2 separate regions of the Homo sapiens genome follow, and region 2 is linked to region 1. Evidence: read pairs that join two places in POLR2A ChIA-PET (ENCODE). Cell type or tissue: CD4-positive, alpha-beta T cell. All regions are shown on one strand.

The links. ChIA-PET counts read pairs that join two places held together with the same protein. Peaks named below come from ENCODE experiments on the same cell type or tissue, not always from the same donor. Only the 100,000 strongest peaks of a DNase experiment are listed, where the experiment ranks them.
Region 2: POLR2A ChIA-PET joins it to region 1 with 6 read pairs; 6 of 35 experiments call an interaction of 5 or more read pairs at or near these places.

What each region holds. Positions count from the first base shown.
Region 1 is chr14:64,957,212-64,961,211 of GRCh38, reverse strand. All of the region lies in intron 3 of CHURC1-FNTB (CHURC1-FNTB readthrough), which reads right to left. The region is part of intron 1 of RAB15 (RAB15, member RAS oncogene family); the gene reads left to right. Among named protein-coding and RNA genes, the nearest start is that of RAB15, 13 kb to the left of the region's middle. RefSeq lists an enhancer at 583-1,101. In CD4-positive, alpha-beta T cell, no CTCF peak of the experiment used is centred here; no DNase peak of the experiment used is centred here.
Region 2 is chr14:65,018,182-65,022,181 of GRCh38, reverse strand. All of the region lies in intron 6 of CHURC1-FNTB (CHURC1-FNTB readthrough), which reads right to left. The region is part of intron 4 of FNTB (farnesyltransferase, CAAX box, subunit beta); the gene reads right to left. It also overlaps a transcript of MAX not described here. Among named protein-coding and RNA genes, the nearest start is that of MIR4706, 25 kb to the left of the region's middle. RefSeq lists a silencer at 2,112-2,161. In CD4-positive, alpha-beta T cell, no CTCF peak of the experiment used is centred here; a DNase peak (open chromatin) is centred at 2,021.

The sequences.
Region 1 (4,000 bases):
ACTCCTGGGACCTGTGCTTGGTAACTGGAGCTGGCCTGGCCCTGGGGATTGGGTGTCTGCCTTGGGTTTCAGGTGTATTAGGTTGTTCCTCGTTGTGGAGTCTCATTACTAATGAAAAGTTCAGGTCGCACTGCTGGTCCTTTGGGCTGTGGTTGATCCTGGTGATAACATTTGGCACCCAGAGGCAGCCCTGTTTCCACTGAAGCATGCGGAGCTTGGCTGGCAGGCAGGCAAGCTGGCAGCTGCCCTTAACCCATGAGGTGCTGGCCCGCTAGTAGGCACACCCTACCTGTGCCAGAATTGAGGTTGTAGCCAGACTCCAGGAGCCATCTGGGCCCCACAGGGGGCGGCATTTCCTCTTTTTGTTGAAACATTCCAGCCAAGTGCTGGCTTGGGCTTCATCTCTCTGTCCCACTCTCCTTCCTCTCCCCAACATAAGCCTCCTTCTACATCCTAGAGCTCTTTCCATTCCCCCTCCTGCAGCTCTGGGCTCGCTAATCTCATGCTTCCCTAAGGGAGCTTGACGGCTGCTTCTGCTAACATTTAATAAAGTTCTGCGTGCCAGACCCTGTGTTATGGGTTTTACACCTTATCTCACAATCTTAAAAAAAAAATTCTCTGAGAATCCTCTGTCACCCCCACTTTACAGGTGAGGAAACTGAGGCAAAGATAGGCTAACTGGCTTCCCCAACACCATGCAGGTAATTAGTGATAAAGGCAGGGTTGGAACCAAACTTGACCTCCCAATTGTGCTCTTAATGGCCAGGACACTCTGTGTCTTGAGCCACACTTCCTCCATGTTTTCTAGGGCTTTCTAGGGAGGCAGACAGTGATGGGAAGGGGTGTTCTTTAGTGTGGATGTGCCCTGCCTGCTCCTTTCTGTAAGCGTCACAGCACCTCCACTGCTGTACTGGGGAGGCACCAAGTTTTTCCCTGTTTGCCCACCCAAGGCGAGCTAGCTTAGGAGTCACGTGAGTGCTGGGTGTCTCGCCTGCTGCATCCCTCTATCCTGCCCCTGCCCCCGGTGCCCAGAGGAGGGCCCTGCCTGTCTTCCCAGTTCTCCAACAGCAGCGCTGTCCCAGCACCCTCGGGCTCCAGTTGTGGCCTGGCAGCTGCTGGGGCAGACACCATACAGACAGAGTCACAGCAGGAAGAGGATGGGGCCCAGGGCTGCTGCCTCAGGCCATGGCTGCATGGCACCATCAGTTGATTGAGGAGCTTTTCTTGCCAATGTCTGAGGCATCAGGTGGCAGGACACGTCTCCCTGCTCTTAAGCCTCAGGCATGCAGCCCTTCTTATGCTCTCTGGGGTGAGGGGGAGATCCCCCTCATGGAATTGCTTTTTTTTTTTTTTTTTTTTTTTTGAGACAGGGTCCTGCTCTGTCACTCAGGCTGGAGTGCAGCCTCAACCTCCCAGACTCAAGTGATCCTCCTGCCTCAGCCTCCCGAGTAGCTGGGACCACAGGTGGACACCATCACACCTGGGTTTTTTTGTTTTTTGTTTTTTGTTTTCTAGAGATGGGGTCTCACTTTCTTGCTCAGTCTGGTCTCGAACTCCTGGGCGCAAGCAGTCCTCCCACCTCGTCTTCCCAAAGTGTTTGGATTACAGGTGTGAGCCACTGTGCTTGGCCTTTTTATTTATTTAGAATTTGTTTTGGAATTGCTTCTTTATGCCTGGCACTATGCTGGCACTATGTGGCAGAGATTTTAAAAACGAGCAAACAAAACAAATGCTTTGTCAACCACAAAATGTATTCTCTGCCCCTTAGGTTCTTTTTGTGTAGTTGAGGCTAGAAGACAAAAATAGGGGGCAGTAAGGAGCAGGGAGCGATGGTTTAGGAGGTCTTCCTTCCAGCCCCCTTGTTGAAGCATCTGGCTCACTAGCTTGGGGGAGCCATTAGGCAGCAGTGGCCAATCCTGAGGCACTCTCAGGTGTCACTAAGAAAAGGGGCATGTGCTCTATGGATACCCATGGGCTGAACTTGGAGTCTGGTCTGGACCCATGGCTGTGCTAGGATCCACCGTCCCCAGCCCCAACTGCAGTCAGCATGTTCATCATCCTTAGGCCTCTCCGCTTCTTTCTGCATGTTTGTCTGCCTCATGCCCTGCTCATTACCAACTGGTCAGTCCCCACTGCCCTGCCTGGAGTGAGCTGGTTTGATTGGCTTAGCTAAGCTCCCTTGCCTCTGCTGGCCAGGTCACCCTGTGGGTCACCAGCAAACCTGTTGATGGTCCAGTCTGAACCTGCTTCTCCACAAAGAACATGTTGCACCCAGCCCTGCTTCTCTGAGCAGAGGTTTGGGGCTGAGCTGTTCTAGCCAGAAAGGGACACAGGGTGTGGCAGGCACCATGATGGGCATATCTAATGTGCCGGGAAAAACAATGAGCTGCTCTCCGTGCTTTGGGCACCTGGTTGGGAGAGGGCCCATCTGTCTGACTTTCTCCTCCTGGGGCTCTCAGCGTCTCCGAGAACCTCTGCCAGAGCTGTGTAGAAGTGGTTTGCTTGTTTCTTAACACTTCTGTGCCCTATTTCTTTCTGTACCCAAGAAAGGAAGTAGACTGTTTTGTAGGGACACTGTCGGGGTGATGAATCTGGACTTACTGGAATCATGAACCATGCCAAGGAGGAAGGAGAAAATAGGCTATGGTGGGTGTCTTAGTTAGGGCTGGCTGCTGTAACAAAATGCCTTTAGCTGAGTAATTTAAAGCAAGAGAAATGTATTGCTCAGAGTTTGGGAGGCTGGGAAGTCCAAGATCAGGGTGCCAGCAGATTCAGTGTCTGGTGAAGGCTGATGCTCTGTGACAAAGGTGGCACCTTCTAGCTCCATCCTCACATGGCAGAAGAGGGAACAAGCTCCCTCAGACCTCTTTTCTAAGGGCGTTAGTCCCATGCATGAGGGCTCTAACATCACGACTGAGTCACCTCCCAAAGCCCTCACCTCCCACCAGCACTGCACTGGGGATTAAGTTTCAATATGGGAATTTTGGAGGAACACAGACCTTCAGACCACAGCAGCGGGCTTCTCCTCATGTGCCCCCTGCCTCACTTCTAGATGCCGCATAATGTCAGTGAAACCCCGTCTCTACTAAAAATACAAAAAATTAGCTGGGTGTGGTGGCACGTGCCTGTAATCCCAGCTACTTGGGAGGCTGAGGCAGGAGAATCGCTTGAACCCAGGAGGCAGAGGTTGCAGTGACCTGAGATCGTGCCACTGCACTCCAGCCTGGGCGACAGAGGAAGACTCCGTCAAGAAAAAAGAGAAAAGGCATCAGGTATGCCAGGGTGTGCGGGAAAAGGCATCGGGTATGCCAGGGCGTGTGGGAAAAGGCATCGGGTATGCCAGGGTGTGTGGGAAAAGGCATCGGGTATGCCAGGGCATGTGGGAAAAGGTGGTAAGATTCCTCAGCCTCCCAGGGTTGGGAAGCCTCTGGCCGAGTGAAGCATACCCTGGGTGGGTTTTAAGACACCAGCTTTCCAGTCCAGCTCAGCTGTGGGATGTGGGAACATGAGTCAGTGGGAACATGAGAATTGGCTTCCCTGTGGCTCACAATAATACCTACTCCTGCCTACTTCATGGGACCCGCATAAGAGCTGAGGGATTCCATAGCTCAGGGGTATGCTGTAAAGACAAGCACTATGCACCTGGGTGTGGTTCTGAAACTTTCTTGTGCAGAAGAGTGAGTAGGGCTGGGCGAGTCCTGAGAATGTGCATTTCTCACACACCTCTGATGCTGCTGATGCTCTAGTCCCTTGGCTGGCAAGGGTACCTGGTTAGTAGGGGCCAGGACTCTGTAATGCCTTCCACTTCAGGGTTCTCTGGGCTGGTTTTCCTGACTCCCCAGGAAGCCTTTATTCAGCAGAGGGAAGGTAGGAGTGAGAGGACTACGCTGTCAGTGCTTCACATACATCGTTTAATTTATCCCAGCACAGCCCTTAGGAGGGAAGCAGTATTCTCCTTCTACACTTAAGAAAATCGGCCTGGTGCGGAGGCTCATGCCTA
Region 2 (4,000 bases), 61 kb before region 1:
GCTTGTTCTCGTACTAACTAAAACAGCTTCAGCTTGATATAGTGAAGAGGAAATCTCCTTCCCTAGGTAGAATATGACAATGGACAGGTGAAGACGGGCAGCATCTCTTGTTGATTCCGGGTGGCCTCTGCTGCTCACAGAGTCAGACGTGTTATTTGACTCTTCATCAAGCACCGGCAAGTCTCTGGATGGCTGCTGTTCTGGAAGAATGGTCAGGTCGAAAGTTGGCTACTATAGGCCGGGCGCAGTGGCTCACGCCTATAATCCTAGCACTTTGGGAGGCCGACGTGGGCGGATCACTTAAGGCCAGGAGTTTGAGACCAGCCTGGCCAACATGGTGAAACCCCATCTCTACTAAAAATACAAAAATTAGCCAGGCATAGTGGCATGCGCCCGTAGTCCCAGCTGCTTGGGAGGCTGAAGCACGAGAATCGCTTGAACCCGGAAGGTGGAAGTTGCAGTGAGCTGAGATTGCACCAGTGCCCTCCAGCCTGGGGGACACAGCAAGACTGCCTCAAAGGAAAAAAAAGTTGGCTACTTTAGAGCAGAGTTTCTCAACTGTTGACACTGGGGCTCAGTAATTCTTTGGTGCAGGGACCGTCCTGTAGAGGATATTTAGCAGCACCTCTGACCTGCACCCACCAGGTGCCAACAGCACCTGGCCAGGAAAAATGCCCAGGAGACAAAGGCCTAGATATGGTGTCCTCACTGAAAGGTAAGGAAACATACAAACTAGACTTAAAAATTAAAAGGAAAAATATTTAAGGGGCTATTCCGGGGATAAGCTACTAACAACCTTTTGAAAGGGAAAGGATAAAACACTGAAATAGCAAAATTTGAATTTATCTTTGGAAAAATCTTACAAGCTGAAATGTCCTAAAATGGTTTTTAAGTTAAAGGCAATTTTTAAATCTTACAGAAGCTAAAAACATAACTTTAACAGTGCGATGGTCTCCCTGTGAATTTTATTTTGCTCTGTTTCACTGAAGCTGCTTTCAGTAACAAAGAATGGGATTCTCATTAGAGGATGCTTCCTTCAGTGCCAAAACCATTAAGCAAAGCAAATGTACTTAGTCTAGTTCCAAAATATTAATTCATTTTAGATAAACACATATAAATGTGTGCATATAACCTCTTAAAAGAGGGAAGCTAGGCCGGGTGCGGTGGCTCACATCTGTAATCCCAACACTTTGGGAAGCCAAGACAGGTGTATCACCTGAGGTCAGGAGTTCAAGACCAGCCTGGCCAACATGTTGAAAGCCTGTCTTTACAAAATACAAAAATTAGCTGGGCGTGGTGGCACACCCCTGTAATCCTAGCTACTTGGGAAGCTGAGGCAGGAGAATCACTTGAACCCGGGAGGTGGAGGTTGCAGTGAGCTGAGATCATGCCACTGCACTACAGCCTGGCAACAAGAGCAAAACTCCGTCTCAAAAAAAAAAAAAAAAGGCCGGGCGCGGTGGCTCATGCCTGTAATCCCAGCACTTTGGGAGGCTGAGGCAGGTGGATCACCTGAGGTCAGGAGTTCGAGACCAACTTGGCCAACATGGTAAAACCCAATCTCTACTAAAAATACAAAAATTAGCCGGGTGTGGTGGCTCCCGCCTGTATGCCTGTAGTCCCAGCTACTCGGGAGGCCGAGGCAGGAGAATTGCTTGAACCCAGGAGGTGGAGGTTGCAGTGAGCCAAGATCGTGCCACTGCACTCCAGTCTGGGCAACAGAGCGAGACTCTCAAAAAAAAAAGAGGCAAGCTGAAGTCCTACCTATGGACTGGGCATGGTGGCTCACGCCTATAATCCCAGTGTTTTGGGAGGCTAAGGCAGGAGGATCAATTGAGCCCAGGAGATTGAGACCAGCCCAGGCAACACAGCAAGGCACTGTCTCTACCAAAAATAAAGAAAACATTCCAGGCTATGAATACATTATTCTTGAAACCTCTGATACCAGCAGTAACAACCTCGCCTTGCTGGCTTTGGTCAGCGGTCATAGCAGCTGACAAAAGTATTTTGTCCACTAGAGGGAACCCAGCTTATCATATTGTTCCCTAAACAAATAGAAGCACAGCAGTGAACAAAATAGGAAAGAGAAACCTTTGTGTAAGTGTAGGGGGCGTGTGTGTTACATGCAGGGGAAAAGAAGGCAGGAAAATAATAAAACTGCAGAGCTAGACTTTTTGACTCTAGGTCACCTTAATATATTTGTATGAAGAAAGAAAACTGAACGCATTTCAAAGCATTTCATTTCCCTGTGCAAGATAAATAAAAAGGCAATATTCTATTTCAGCTAGTCTAAAAAAAATCTTCTATTTATATAGAAGTCCTTAAGATTTATCTGTATCTTACTAAAAATAATCTATTTCCTTATGGGTCAGAGCCAGTAGGCTTTGTTCATAACAAGTGTTTTCTGCACCTAGAAGTAACCACCTCCTAGGCACAAAGCAAAATACATTATTGGGAAGTCTAAGAAATGTTTAAAAGTTCACTAAATCAATGCGTAGAAGAACCACAGGTAAAGCTTTTAAGGCATCTGTGAAGCAGAAACTCTCATTAACTGTCAAGTGGTTTTTGAAATAAGGACAAATCAGCTTATTTTTAAACCATTCCTTTTTTAATTACAAAATAATAAAAGATCATTGTAGAAACTTCAGAAAATGCAAGTAAGCTTAAAAAAAATGTTTTGTTTGTTTGTTTTTTGAGACAACAGTCTCCTTCTGTTACCCAGGCTGGAGTGCAGTGGTGTGATCTCGGCTCACTGCAACCTCTGCCTCCCGGATTCAAGCAATTCTCCTGCTTCAGTCTCCCGAGTAGCTGGGATTACAGGTGCCAGCCACCACATCTGGCTATTTTTTGTATTTTTAGTAGAGACAGGGTTTCACCATGTTGGCCAGACTGGTCTCGAACTCCTGACCTCAAGTAATCCGCCTGTCTCAGCCTCTCAAAGTCCTGGGATTACAGCCATGAGCCACTACATCCAGCCAGAAAGTTCTTCTTTTTCTTTTTCTTTTTTTGAGATGGAGTTTCACTCTTGTTGCCCAGGCTGGAGTGCAGTGGTGCAATCTTGGCTCACCGCAACCTCCGCCTCCCGGGTTCAAGCGAGTCTCCTGCCTCAGCCTCCTGAGTAGGAGCCGGGAGTGCAGTAACAGAAGGAGACTCTTGTCTCAAAAAACAAACAAACAGCCTCCTGAGTAGGATTACAGGCATGCGCCACCACGCTTGGCTAATTTTGTATTTTTAGTAGAGACGGGGTTTCTCCATGTTGGCCAGGCTGGTCTCAAACTCCCGACCTCAGGTGATCCACCCACTTCGTTCTCCCAAAGTGCTGGGATTACAGGTGTGAGCCACCGCGCCTGGCCTTTTTTTTTTTTTTTTTTTAAGACAGAGTCTCACTCTGTCCTCCAGGCTGGAGTAGAGTGGCATGATCTTGGCTCGTCGCAACGTCCACCTCCCAGATTCAAGCAATTCTCCTGCCTTAGTCTCCCGAGTAGCTGGGATTACAGGCATACACCACCAAGCCAGGCTAATTTTTATATTTTTAGTAGAGACAAGATTTCCCCATGTTGGCCAGGCTGGTCTCGAACTCTTGATCTCAGGTGATCTGCCGACCTTGGCCTCCCCAAGCCCTGGGATTACAGGTGTGAGACACCGTGCCCAGCCCAGAAAGTTTATAAAATCACTTTTAACCCCATCGTCCAGAAATAACTACTACATGTATCTTTCTGGTTCTATCTATGCATATCATCATCTATATTTTTAATGTATGTAAATTAAATCTTTTAAACTATTTTCATTTCACATCTCTCTATATAAATACATATATTTTAACATACAAATATACACATTCATATATTTATTGAGACAGGGTCTTGCTCTGTTGCCCAGGCTGGAATGCAGTGGTGCCATCATGGCTCACTGCAGCCTCAAACCCCTGAACTCCTGTCTCGGCCTCCTGAGCAGCTAGAACTAGAAGTGTGCACCACCACGCCCAGCTATTTTTATTTTT